Linked DNA regions of Homo sapiens: all the other regions are linked to region 3. The links are chromatin contacts, found by Hi-C or POLR2A ChIA-PET in ENCODE. All regions are on one chromosome and are shown on one strand. The core of a region is the stretch at or near the end of the contact, and the rest is flanking DNA. Distances in the headings are between cores, read along the strand shown. Region 1 overlaps VAPB (VAMP associated protein B and C). Region 2 has its middle 8.3 kb from the start of ANKRD60. Region 3 overlaps RAB22A (RAB22A, member RAS oncogene family).

Region 1 (4,612 bases), core at 1,504-4,003, 66 kb after region 3:
CTTTGGATTTTGTTGTGAGATGGGAAGCCACAGAGGAATCTGAGCAGGAGTTTATTTTTATTTTTATTTTTATTTTTGGAGACAGAGTCTTGCTCTGTCGCCCAGGCTGGAGTGTAGTGGCGCGATCTCGGTTCACTGCAACCTCTGTCTCCCGGGTTCAAGCAATTCTCTTGCCTCAGCCTCCTGAGTAGCTGGGATTATGCCCAGCTAATTTTTTTATTTTTAGTAGACAGGGTTTCACCATGTTGCCCAGGCTGGTCTTGAACTCCTAAACTCCTGAGCTCAGGCCTCCCAAAATGCTAGGATTACAGGTGTGAGCCATCACGCCTGGCCAGGAGCCTTTTTTTTTTTTTTTTTTTTTTTTTTGAGACGGAGACTGGCTCTGTTGCCCAGGCTGGAGTGCAGTGGTGCGATCTCACTCGGCTCACTGTAACCTCCCCCTCCCAGTTCAAGCAATTCTCCTGCCTCAGCTTCCCAAGTAGCTGGGACTACAGGCATGTGCCACCACGCCTAAGTAATTTTTGTATCTTTAGTGGAGACAGGGTTTCTAGATTAAATGTAGAGGAATATAGAGGAATGTAGATTAAATGTAGAGGAAGAGAGACTGCTTTTGGCCTAAGCAGTTGGGTGAGTGGTGGTTTCTTTACTGAGATGAGAAGCATTGAGTTTGAGGGAGGAGAGTGGGACTCAAGAGTGCCGTTTGGACATGAGAAACTTGAGATGCTCAGTACACTTGCAACGAGAGATGTTAAATAGGTAGTTGAGTCTGGAGCTCAGGGGAGAGGGCCAGGCTGCAGATATAAATTTGGCAGTCAGCTTATTGTTGTGACATAGAACAGTAAGGAGTAATTTCTTCTGATTAAAGAGATTTGGTAAACCTTTCCAAAAGAGAAGACGTTTGAGCAAAACTTTGAAGAATGAGCATAATTTCCAAAGGCAGAGTAAGGGAAAAATAGAAAATATTTTTCATCCAAGTCTCACAGCCTTTCCCCTGGCCTCTTCTTGAGTTTAAGAAGCTGCTGACCTGGTTGATAATCTCTTATCACTGGTATAGCCACTTAGGTTCTTTATTGAAAAGGAACCAGAACAGATTACACACTAACTGATAAACCACGTTCTACTGTTTCTCATCGTTCACAGATTGAAAATTCCAGTTGGATCATCAAGGTGCAGAATGCTAAACTTGTTCTTCTCCCCTGTTCTGTATCTGGTGTGAATTGGATGTGTTGATTTTCGTATGGAGGCTTTTTCACATGCTGTCATCTCCACTAAAGATGGAACACTTTGGAGAAGTTTTACTTCTGTTGTTAATGACTTTTTGCACTTGAACTGTTAAAACAACTACAACCATGAGAAATTGGGACCCCATGCTATTTTATCACTCATACCCCTAACTTGAGCATATTATCTGTCTTGACTCATCCTGCTTTGTGTAAAATGTGAATCATGTTTTGTCACTCTTCTATTTAGATAGAATTTTATTTGCAGTAGAATATTGCTTATCTTTTTGTTTATTTTTGTGATTACTGTAATCAGAAATTTTGGTCTTTCAAGTAGAGAATAATTACTAGATGTTCGTTAGTCAATGGGATAAAGAATGCATTGAAAAAATTCAGTTTATTAAATCGTCTAAGATCCTTTTAGAACTGATGTAAAATTCATCTGTGAATAATCTTCTACTGCACGATAATATTAGTGCTGGATATAGATAGAATGTATGAAGCCTCAGCTCTTATATACTCCTTTTAGCCATTTTTCTATTACGAAAAAAAATCTAGTGTATTAAAGGAAAGTAGTGACAGTATTTATCTTTAGATGGTTTCTAGTATTTGAAGTTCATACAGAAGCTTTTGTCAGAATTGTACACATGGGTCTTTGTCTTGAGTTAATGAGACCACTGCAACTTTAAACATGTTTTGAGTGATAACCTTGATTTTTATAAATTATACAAGCATGACTATCAAGGCTGGTTTATCAGTTTTCAACAACTTTACAAGTCTGAACAAGTAGAAAATTATTTCAAAAGAACCTTGTTTGGATCTCACATAAACTACAGGTAGCTTTCTGTATATGAAAAAATTTTTAAGTACAGAAAAATACAGATAATATAAATACCCCAGTATGGAGTAACTAAATGTTAATAATTTGTTAGAAGACTCGTTTTAAATCTTTCTTTAATAAAACAAGTAAAACTTCACTAATAATTTATGGCATGTCTGTACTCCATATCTGCTGATTCATACGCCCTCCTTTTTTTTTTGTTTTTTTTTTAACTCCCCGGAGGAATTTAATGTGAACTATTTCCGTTTTTTTCTAGATCACTTAATGTAGTGTCATGGTGTATGGATGACTTAACATGTTTTTGAGACCTATCAACTGTTGAAATACAGATCTAGTTCATTCTTTTAAAGAGTTGTATAGTATTCCTTCATGAGATTTTAGAATTTTTATTGTAAGTAAGAGAATTCTTTATATATTTTCAATTCTGGCCATTCATCTGTTATATAAACTGCAAATATCTTAGTTTTCCAGGCTGTTCCTTACTAACTTTGTATTTTTTTTCAGGTAGCTTTCCTGAGTTTGATCTTAGGAATTCTTAAAATACAGTAGCATGTCTTCCAGTTTAGTTTTCCCACCCATGGAGGTGGTGGCAGGCTGAGTTTTGTTTCTTTCTGCTCTGAAAGACCTAGGAAACTAGTGAATTGAGTAAGCACCCTGCAAGTCTGGTATAGTCTATTTCAATCAAGTTGGCTTCTGGTGTGCCTTTGATGGCATCATCAGTGAGAGTTCTTGGTGTTGATTTCTCTTGCTGCAATAACAGGTGTGATGTTTCTCAGTAGCTGGCTGGCTCCCGAGGATACCAGGAGAATACTTTATTAATTTAAAACACTGCATTCTAAGAGTTCTTCAGGAAAGTTATGTGTCTATGGGTAGGGTTGTTTTTATGTGGTTATTTCAAAATAAGAGCTATACAATCAGGCTTTCTGCTGGAATATTGGAATATAATGTCTGCCATTTAAACACATTGGTTGCAAAGCTTTAAAGCTTTATTTTTGTTTCTAAAGCATTGATTTAATGTGTGAGCTAACAATTCGATCAAGAAAATAGATTTTTAAGAAAACTTCTCCAGTGTCCTTATTCTTGAGTTCATGGTTATTTAACAGCTCACTCTCTTCGAATATCTGTTAGTATGGTATCTTTCATTTTTTAGGGAGGGGGCAACTTTAAAAAAAAACACCATAGAATAATTATGATGAAAGCATTATTGACACAGTGAGCATTTTTAATACCTTCAACCTGTATATAAGCAGCACAAATTTAGAGTGATTTCAGATCCGGGTTTTGAAGTAGGTGTCTGTTTACAGGAAATGCAGCAGAATCAGAGTACAATGACCTCTGAGGAAGTCTCGTATTCATGCAGCATACATTTTTACTATGTTTGTGGCACTGTTCTAGTTTGGAGGATCTGGTGATGAATAGGACAGACACCCCCCCCCCCCACCCCGCCCCCCACTCCATGTGGAAACAGGAAAGGAACAAACAAAATATGTCCTATGCAGAAGATGAAAAGGGTGTAATGCTGGAACAGGAGCAGCAGTAGTCTCAGTATTTATTCACCCAGAGCCTGGATGTGCTTACAGAGGGTGCATAGAGGAAGAATACAGCCATTGTGTGAAGTAGATGGAAGCATGGCATGGCTATTTGTTCATTCAGCAAATATATTATTGAGCATCTGTTCTATGCCTGCAAGTGCTCTAGGTGCTGATGATCAGTAATGAACAAGAGGGACAAAAAAGTCTGTGTTGATGGAGTTTCCATTCTAGAAGGGGAAGATTTACATAAACAAGAAAAGAAATAATGTGGGGATTGGTGCACTGCAGATGGGTATAGAACGCAGAAAGCAATAGGATACTTTTTAATGTAAATAGACTGTCAAAGGGTAAAATTTAAAAATATTAATAAGATATCCAACAGATTTTGCTTTAGAATGTCCGTGTCCCTCCATTTTAGTGTATTTTTCCCACATAGAGAGTCTACTGTATTGAAACCTCAAGCACACTTTTATTGTCTTAACAAAATCCATCAAAAGTCATAGGCTTCTGGAGACAGATTATTACCTTCCCAGAAGGTAATCTTTTTAGAGTTGAAGTGAAATATGGTAATTTGTTTTTTGGAGAGGCTGTGAAAAGGAGAGATACTGTACCTAATTTGTGTTTGCAAGAGTATAAAATAATATAGCTTTTTTTATGCAGAGTGGAAAAAACTGTTGTGAAGCTAATAACTTTAAACTTGTATCTGGAAAGCTGAGACCTGATAGATTATATATCAAATTGGTATACAACTTATTTGGTAACATATATAGGTTGAGTTTCAAAGTATTGTAGCTACATCAGAAGATAAATAACAAAGGAAGGATATGTATTTGTGAAACCAGAATTTCATGAACTCTAGAAAAGGAAGAGGAGCAATCACTTTGCACAACAAAGAATCTTTATTCATATACACACACACACACACACACACACACACACAATACAGATAGATATTTTCAAAATCTCAATAATATTTAATATTAGAAATGTTAAGGGGGATACTACCGAAAGTGAATTAA
Region 2 (4,504 bases), core at 1,236-3,735, 110 kb before region 3:
ACACCCTCATTTCCAAGAGGCTGAGTAGAGAGGGCGATCTGAGGAGCTGGACAGGATGATACGAACTCTACACATTTACTCTAAAGAGGTTAAAGTCTCTGCCCTAACCCACTGCCCAATTCTTCATCCTGCCTTCCTTCCAAAGCCACTGGCTAAGGTGAGGTGTAGTGGTGGACACAGACCTGTATAGGAAAGGAGTGGACTGTGGGCCTGGCCCTTATCTTACTGGATGGAAATGTGGGAGAGCAGAGGCTTGTTCACTTTGTCTTTAGCATCTAGAATCTGTCTGGACCATCGTAGGTACTCAATCAATAGCTATGTGGCAAATGAGTATGCCAGTGGGGTAACCCTGGGCAAGTCCCTTCACCACACTGGGTTGGTCCCAATGTCCTGTGAGATAACAGGGCTAGGTGAACTAATTCCTCAGTTCCTGGCTAGTGCTCCAGGCTGAGATTCTCTGTCTGGTGAACTTGATTTCATCACGTGGCAGATGTTACCCAGGGTAGATCCCTCCCGGGGTCTTGCTAACCTGACAAATGAAAGCGAAAGCTTGCCTTCCAACCCACTTAGAACAGTGCCGGAACCTTATGATGAGCTCATTGATGAAATTTAACCCCAATGCACTTTCACTGTTGGAATAGAACTTCTGCAGAATTGCCACGACCTGTGAAAAACATCAAAAGAGCACATTTAAAATGCTGCCATCTATTTGAATTACGAATACTACTCTACACGGAAACTAGACATTTTTATGCATCCTTCCACCTTTAAAATGAATTTATAGGCGCAGGAGAAAGTAATTTTTGTCACGGTCATCATTAGAACACAGAGAAAAAAGATGTTTAAATATAGGCAATACACACACACACATAAAACCCTTCATAAAAATGAAACTTCAAAGGAGACTGACATTAGAAAAATACATTCTTAATCTTAAGGTTCCAAATTTTAGAGCATGTCCCCTTGCTTAATAACTAAATCATTACCTTTCAGAACATGTCATTTTTATAAAATTTTAATACCATCAGAGTATCTTAAAATCAATATTGTCAAATGTGATTTTTTTTCATCAGTATTCAGCTGGTGTAAAGCCCACATAAAAAAATAGGATCAGCTTTTCTACAGCAGAGTCTTTGCTCACTAAATATTTTTCTACAAAACCAAGCTGTAAATCAACCTGTATTTTAAAAACACTAACCTATGGCTTAAAGAGTTTCATATATAAAAGGATTACTCCACAATTGCCGTCACTGAAACATATAACAAAAAAAGCTATCCTACAAATTGATAAAACTATAATATAGTTCCTAATTTCAAATTTTAAAAGCTAGTTTCATAGGTTAGCTGACAAAGTAAGCCCAGAAAAATTAAAAGAGTTAAAATGGAAGATACATCAACATTCCTATTTGTAAAAATCACAGAGCAAATGCCCTGATTCCTTACTAGTTTGAAGGAGATCCACCGAACTTCAGAAACTTGATCTGCACACAACTTTAAGGCAATGTGCATTAGGTAATCATAAACATCATTGGGACTATAGAGTTCCAGAATCAGTATCAGCTGTCTGAAATTAAAAGGAAAACAACAACAACAAAAACAACAACAAAAAAAACATTATTTTTGGGCAAAAAAACAAAATTATTGATTTCTTTTTACTGTTATTTCATCTTACAGATAAAAATAGCCAGGCTGGGAAATGAACAGCAAAAGACCCAGCAAGATTTCGGTCTTCAGTAAAATGCCAACAGCAGAAAGCTGAGCAAAATGACCATGCAAAAAAAATGTGAACAAAATTTTAATTCTTCATCTCACACACATACAAATCAAACAAAAAGGAAATAAACTCTGTAAAATAGAGGCTGAGAAATTTATGAATACAGATTTAATATTTCAATTTTAGGTTATCAGTTGAAAAGCACATAAAACTTTAAAAATCAGATAACATAAAAATAGCCAGAATGTTGAAGTTCACAAAGGTCAACAGATCAAGCGAACACTCTGAGATTGCACGACCGCCCCGGCGTTTCTCCGACTGCAAACCGAACCGGATGCTCCTGCTCGCGGCTCTTGGCAGCACGAGGTGGTTTCACTGCAGCGAGGTCCGCTTGGAGAGAACTGGGAGCGCGTGCTCCTTACTCCGAAAGACAAAAGCATGCAGGAGACGGCTGGCTGCGAAAACCCACTACCAAAGCTTTCACTACTTTCTAAATGGGGATGGGGAGAAGGGCATGAAAATAAATGACATTGCTTTCACCCAGGCAACGAAAGGAAATGAAAAAGAGATGGGGAGGAAGTTAGAACCAGAAGCCCGGAGTGCTGGTGAATACTTTCATATCAAAAAGCACCGTTTTCAAAAACATGATACCAATATCATGGGCACCGGAGCACAGAATTCATATCAGTCGCTGTGGCTTCAATAAGCCGGGAGATGGGAGATAGGGCGCGTAGGGGGCTAGATAACGTGGTCGGGCACTGGGGCCGCGCAACCACCCGGGGAAGCCCCGCCGGGCACCGAGCGCGCCTACTTCCCGTGCGCCGCCGCTAGAGGTCGCACTGCTTTCATGGAAAACGTGGGCCTGTTTTTCTCGACTCAGAACAGGATGCTGGGAACATGGTAAAATGACTGAAACCTCAATCTCTCAAATTAAGCAGAATGATTAAAGACCACAGCAAAGAGAAAGGCTTTCGGTTTGCCCCTGGCATCAGCCAAATCATATCCTGAATAGCTGCAAAAGCCTGATGAATTTATTCAGGGAAGACAATTATTTGAGAGATTTCTAGTTGTGGATGAGAAAAATGAAAACTAAAGACACCGAAATGAAAACAAGGTAAAAACTAAAACCCAAACAACAACTGCCACAAACAAATTCCCTCCACACCGTGAAAGGCACATTATATACCTTAGGAAGGGGAGTTATTTAAACTGATGCTTCCACCCTTTCATCATCACTAAAGCCTGGAACATTCCTTTTGCCAGCTCAAGACAGAATTAAATAACTCCTTCAGGCACAAAATGATGTGCAGATAGGAGCCACCTTGGGGAACCTTTTTGTTTCATAATCATCTCATCTGGGTTAGACCCCTTCCTGTCTCCCACAGTAGCTAAAGGGCATTAAGCATGCTGTACCCTACGGAGAGGACCACACTCAGAATGTTCAGGAAAGCTCTGGTAAAAACTGCTCCGATTAATAGGAAAACACTGAAGAGTGGGTGATTCATCTTTTATTTGGTTCAAATAAATTGCCTTCTAGAACAGCAGAACACTCTAATTCGAAAGTGACTCAAGCCCTGTCTTCATCTGAAAATGAATGTCTCCCCGGAGACTGTGGTATTTGTAACTCAGGGTTTTTGGAATTCTGTTTATACCTTAATAAAAACATAATCTCTTTATCTAAAAGAACACTATTGCTGCTGCTTTAGAAATCAATTATATGGTAAGAAAATTAAGATTTATTCCATCTAGTTTGCTTTCTCATATCCCCAAATATGTTTTTACTTACTCTGCTAGTTCATATCGAAACCTCCAATTCCTGCTGTTATCAGTCACTACAAATTCTTGAAGCTGATAAAGATAGTCTCTCCTCTTGTCTTCATGAAGCAACTATTTTTTAAAAATGTATATATAAACAAACATGTATAATCCTTCAAAATGACCCCAAATGCCCCCTTTTATTCCACTTCCAATTATACATTTGTCACTGGCAAGAACTTTTGCATTTCCCCTACACCTCGTCATCTATCACGCAGCGTGGCTGCGAATGAACACTGCTGTACACTGACATCAAATGCATCCCTGAACACCTCCAACCTTTTCCCCTGGCTAGGACATGTGCTTATTATGTATTTCTGAATGCCCCTGAGGTCTTCCTGCTTTAGTAATTTCCTATCTAAAAACAAAAAAACAGACAAACAAAAACCCAGTCTGTGTGTGTTTGGAAGACAGTGTGCCACTGCCGCTTCCCAGGGAGCGAGGCTGCTCGGCACCAGGAGAGGAGAGACTCAGCTGGAGCAGCGCACACCAGAGTCCGTGAAGGGCAGCTCTTGGTCATGTGGATGAGAGTAATTAGTTTCTCTAGGTCATTTTTAAACTCTTATTTTTTATATTCATCGTTCGTTTGGGGGGGAGGGGGGGAAGCCAGAAGGGAAGCAGCAGCGACTTGCAGAAAAAGTGCTTCATGCAGAACAGAGGTTGGACTTCAGCCCAGGCTCTTCCCCTGGGTGACTTCTGGGCAAGTCAGGTCACTACCTGGGGGCCTTGATTTCTTCTTTTGCAAAGAGTGTGCTAGGCTTTGTGTCTACCATCTTCCACAGAATTAAAACTCTAATGGACAGGAAAATGAGGAGAAAAAAGTTTAAAATATTTACCCATCACTGAAAGAACATCCACTTTAAGATTATGGATGGTACATTTCAGCTAAAGAAAGCTAAAAACTGCATTGTTTTTTTCACTGACACCATAGACATCCAGGGCTTCACAAATTTGATTCGGAGAGAGGAGGCTTGT
Region 3 (4,468 bases), core at 688-3,187:
CAAGACACCCTAGATCTGTTGGCATAACAGACAGCCACTTAGCTTGTAGGCTACATGATAAATGTTTTGTTGGAGTTCTAGGATAGCAAGGAGATGGAGAGATGAGGAAGATACCCCTATTACAGAGGAAGAGTTACAGCGAGGCCCCTACACTCAAAGAACTTAAAATTCTCATGGGTAAGTCAGACATTGAACAGGCAAACTTTAAAAAGAAAAAAACATAAATGAACTACTCAGATGTTGTGAAAGCTGCTCTAAAGACAAAGTGCAGTGGTGAGTTGGGTGGGAGGCTGCCTGGTGGGGTAGATGGCACAGGTGTCTATGGTCATTAACATTTAAGCTGAGACCCAAACGATGGGGAGCATCTGGCCAGGGGAGAGCCAGTGGGAAAGCATCCAAGGAAGAGGAGCAGTCAGTGGTCCGTGGGAAGGTGGACACAGGGACAATTGAAAAGATTTGAGACTTGAGACCAGTTTGATGACTGCAGTGGCCAAGGCAGGATGTGCTGGGGTCATGAACCAGGGCAGCATTGACACATGAGCCAAAGAAAAGACATCTCTGACTCAGCAAAAGTCAGAAAAATGGAAGTCACAGCAAGTATGAGTGGAAATTCGTCTGTTCTCTAGTTGAAAGTGTTGACTGGGGAGCTGGTTGAAAGTCTTGGGGCTTATAACCTGTTTTCTCTGAGAAGGCTGAAACAAGCTGTTGTCCTGAAGAGACAGGTAGCTGGAAGTGGTAGAGAACTGGAAAGGAGGAGAGAGAATGTGGGATAATTGCTGTGGAATGGAAGAAGGCCTAAGACGCATGCCCAGCAGACAAAGCGTAGAATCTTCATGGCCGTCCACATAGTTTTGTAATTTTTCCTCCAGCGAAGCCACCACCCAACCATTGGGTAGAGGAAGCAGGTGGAGAGGCTGTTGGGGCTTTTCTGGGTGGTTGAGACAAGACAGGCAAGGAGGCTAGAGAACTGGTGGTGTGGGCAAGTGATGCTGGTGATCAATGGACTGGAAGCCAACAGCAGAGACTTAGACCCAAGAAGGGAGCTTGAGGTACAAGAAAACTTCAGGGTAGACAGGAAGGAGGCGTGGTGAAAGTGATGAAAGGGGAGAGTAGAAGGGTGGTCCAGGGTCAGACAGGGAGTTAGATTTAATCCTTCAGGGCACTTTCATTACATCATAGCTGCCATTTTGTCTTTTATCTGACTCAATAATAAGTCAGTAATAAGTAATGTTTTAATTAAAGGTAAATGCTTGGCAGGTAGGTTAAACTTCATTGAGTCCCAATCCTGTCATAATTATTGTGTATACCTTTCTCAGCTTTTTGTCTACTTGAAATATATTTCTTCTTCCTTTGAGCAGCCAAAATGGAAGTGTTGGATGTGTTGGCTCTGTTGGTAGGCTCCTGTTGGATGCCTGTTGTCACTCATAAATGTAACACCACAACCATAATTGATGGAGAGTTGAGTTGCAAGCTTTTAGGACTAATTGCAAAGTCTAAACTAAAACATTTCCTGGAGCTGCCTTTAAATAATAATAATAATACCTTGTATAGATACAGTGCTTTACAATTTACAGAGCACTTCCACATACATCATCTCATTTAATCTTCACAATAAACAATGCTTTTTGAATGCTTAGATATTTCCTAAGTGAGAAACCATGTTGTACATCCTGATTTAATCATAGTGAGTCACCAAAAGTTCTTGATACAATAACCATTTATGAGTACCTTCTGTGTACAAAGCACTTTACTAAGGATACCAAGGGGTAAATTTTCAGTAAATAAATATCCAATAAGTAGTACCTATCAGTAAATATGATCTTGCCTCCTAATTTACCTTCGCTTCCTAGTCACAGTCACTGTTTTGGAGGCTACTTGCCATGGCATAAATTTATATAAATATTGCCAGGAATTCATTGTATCAGAGTTGAAGTTTTAAAACTAAGGATTCTGATACTTGTCTAAGCTCATGATTCATCAGAAAGTCATCCTGTCTATTCAACTTGCACTTTTCTTGAAGATTATCACTTGAATCTCAAGAAAAATATTTCAAGGCCTCAGCATATCTGAAAATGCCAGCCATTGAGTTCAATGTCCTGATTGGAGTGATTTGGGTACAACTTGGCCAAAAAACAAGAGTACAATTTGGCAAAAAAAAAAAAAAAAAGTATAACTTCGTACTTGGTTCCAGAAGTCTTATTTTTCATTAGAAAAGAAGACACACCCATCTTTGGGCTCTACTGGCCAGACTGGGATGCTTTGAGAAGACTGGGAGACAAAGGACTTCCTGGGAGGCTGCCCTCTGGGTGAGGGGGGAATGGAAGGTAGTATTGGAGCTGGGCCCAATCCCAGGGCAAGAATCCTGAACCTGTGTCCTGGAGTCCCCCAAGTGTCCAGGCGTGTCTTCTGGGCCACCATGGCTCTTCAGAGGATACACAGATTTTGAGGTCTCACTCAAGATTCTCCAAATGTAGAACCCCCAAAATAATAGGAACCCTGCCGTCAGAGTGCCCTGGGCAGAGTAGCTCCCTGAAAGTGAGCGGTGTGACCTGCAAACCATGATTCCTTCTCCCATCCGGGGCTCGATGAGGCCCCAAGGTGTGATGTTGAACTTCAGCTGAGAAACCCGTTTTGTCGATGAAATGCAGGTGGTCGTCAGGGGCACTGATGATGAATCGGGTCCCCTTGGTGCAGCTGTTACTTCTCCAGCCATCTTCCTGCTCCTTGTTCAACACCTTAATGTTATTAATTCGCATGTTAACACTAGCTCTCACTCACCTATTTACATGGGAATGTGGTTTGGGAATTGGGGGAGGACAAAGCCAGATCCTAAAAAGTTTTTTTTTTAACTAGTGTATACATTCCTGGACATAGTTTTTTAGGAATATTTTCCCATGATAACATCTCTTTAAATAACAGGTTTTGTGTTTTACAAGGGAGGCTAATGTCTGTGTTGCCAAACTATCTCTTGATTCTTTTGATAAGGAGCTTAGAACCCTTCCTTCTTGGTGTCGGGCAGATGTGCCTAATGCTTTATTTTGACGGAGGATATGCACTCAGCATCTGAGCATCCCATAAATACTCCAGAGAGGAACACAATTAGGATACAGCGTGGTGCTGGGAGACTGAGCGTTGGTTGAGTCTAAGTGATGTTTCCGACTGGGGCTGGAAACGTGCTTTACATAATTGTATTCTGATCATTTAGGTCTCTCTTTATAGGGCATCTTTTATGACCAAGACTGTCCAGTACCAAAATGAGCTACATAAATTCCTAATCTGGGATACAGCTGGACAAGAACGAGTAAGTCACTCTTTAATTTACTCTGTTTTTCTGAGGCCCAAATGAAAGTTCCAACTAAACTGTCAGCATCCCTGTCATCTCACGTTACTCACTTCTCTTCTGTGCACCGGAGACACATTTATTTCCATTTGCGTAGGCCAGCCTTTGCCTTTGCCTTTTCAATTAGAGCCACAGAGTCCACCGATGGAGAAAGTGATAATGGGCACTGAGGGCATTTTTATACCTTGCAGTGTCTTAAAGTAAATGCTGACCAACAGGCCTGATAAAATCCCACTCAGAGCACTGTGTATAATTTGGGGCTCTCTCCTCTAGTAAAGATATATAAAGCAATTAGTGGTAGAAAGGGTGAGTTAAGCACAACTCATTTATCGCTGCCTTTTAAAAGCTAAAGAGGGAACTTTACAGCATATGAAGGGTGAGATATAAGTGAAAAGGATAAGCTAACACAGTGCCTTGCAATAGATACTTAATAAATGCCTGATGACAAAATTGGCCACAATGGTTATCTGCTTAAGGAAGAGCCTGAACCAGAAGCGGGGCCTGAACATGGCAGCATGGGGTCTAATGGAATTTGGGGAAGCCCACCCAAATCAGAAAGGGCCGGGAAGGCAGGGATGGGGACAAACACATCTGCTTCCTCCCCTTTCCTCTGGGTACTGAGACACATCTGCCTCCTCCCCTTTGCTCTGGGTACTAAGACACATCTGCTGCCTCCCCTTTCCTCTGGGTACTAAGTCCAATTTCCCTTCCAAGGTGTCTCTGGCAGCCACCCCATTATTCAGCTGCCGTTTAATTTTGTTTTCAAACAGTACGATCCAAACAGCACATCTGATAGATGCATGGTGCTATCTTAAGCTCTTAAAAGTGTACCAGAAGTAATCAGGAAAAATAGTCTGTCATCACAGCCTTATCTAAGACACCATAGATAGTGTGTGTAGTATGAAATCTGACAAGAATCATCACAGACAAATGGAGGAAAACAAAACAAGCCATTACTGTTGTCCTAGACATAGACTCCATGCATTTGTACAGGTTTAATGTCTTAAGTTTGCTCTGTTTGGTTTCTTCTGTTTTTAACACTGGATGTTGTGCCTCTGTCCCATTACTCATCTAAGATATTCTGCTTACCGTCTTCCACTCCCCATTCCTTTTCCTTTGCTCATGTTG

The links. Hi-C counts contacts between places; a loop is a spot of excess contacts on that map. ChIA-PET counts read pairs that join two places held with the same protein, here RNA polymerase II (POLR2A). Pooled maps may share reads with other maps.
Region 1: POLR2A ChIA-PET joins it to region 3 with 27 read pairs in activated CD4-positive, alpha-beta T cell. The contact joins two enhancer-like sites. A Hi-C loop is called at or near these places in 1 of 168 maps with a recorded cell type or tissue (chondrocyte) and 3 of 50 pooled maps. POLR2A ChIA-PET finds 5 or more read pairs at or near these places in 8 of 52 experiments (AG04450, BJ, GM12878 and 5 more).
Region 2: a map of PC-3 shows a loop between it and region 3 (3-fold over the local background). The contact joins two enhancer-like sites. A Hi-C loop is called at or near these places in 3 of 168 maps with a recorded cell type or tissue (IMR-90, PC-3 and psoas muscle) and 9 of 50 pooled maps. POLR2A ChIA-PET finds 5 or more read pairs at or near these places in 3 of 52 experiments (PC-3, RWPE1 and activated CD4-positive, alpha-beta T cell).

Annotation. Positions count from the first base shown.
Region 1 is chr20:58,405,403-58,410,014 of GRCh38, forward strand. All of the region lies in intron 1 of VAPB (VAMP associated protein B and C), which reads left to right. Among named protein-coding and RNA genes, the nearest start is that of VAPB, 18 kb to the left of the region's middle. Within about 2 kb of position 2,754, at least 11 of the 41 ENCODE cell types and tissues checked have a DNase peak (open chromatin) inside an H3K27ac peak, as active enhancers do.
Region 2 is chr20:58,234,711-58,239,214 of GRCh38, forward strand. It overlaps the pseudogene PPP4R1L. Among named protein-coding and RNA genes, the nearest start is that of ANKRD60, 8.3 kb to the left of the region's middle. RefSeq lists a silencer at 2,415-2,464. Within about 2 kb of position 2,486, at least 11 of the 41 ENCODE cell types and tissues checked have a DNase peak (open chromatin) inside an H3K27ac peak, as active enhancers do; they include PC-3, where a contact is called at or near this core.
Region 3 is chr20:58,340,499-58,344,966 of GRCh38, forward strand. RAB22A (RAB22A, member RAS oncogene family) reads left to right here. Exons shown (of 7, transcript NM_020673.3): 3 at 3,220-3,301. Among named protein-coding and RNA genes, the nearest start is that of RAB22A, 33 kb to the left of the region's middle. Within about 2 kb of position 1,938, at least 4 of the 41 ENCODE cell types and tissues checked have a DNase peak (open chromatin) inside an H3K27ac peak, as active enhancers do; they include PC-3, where a contact is called at or near this core.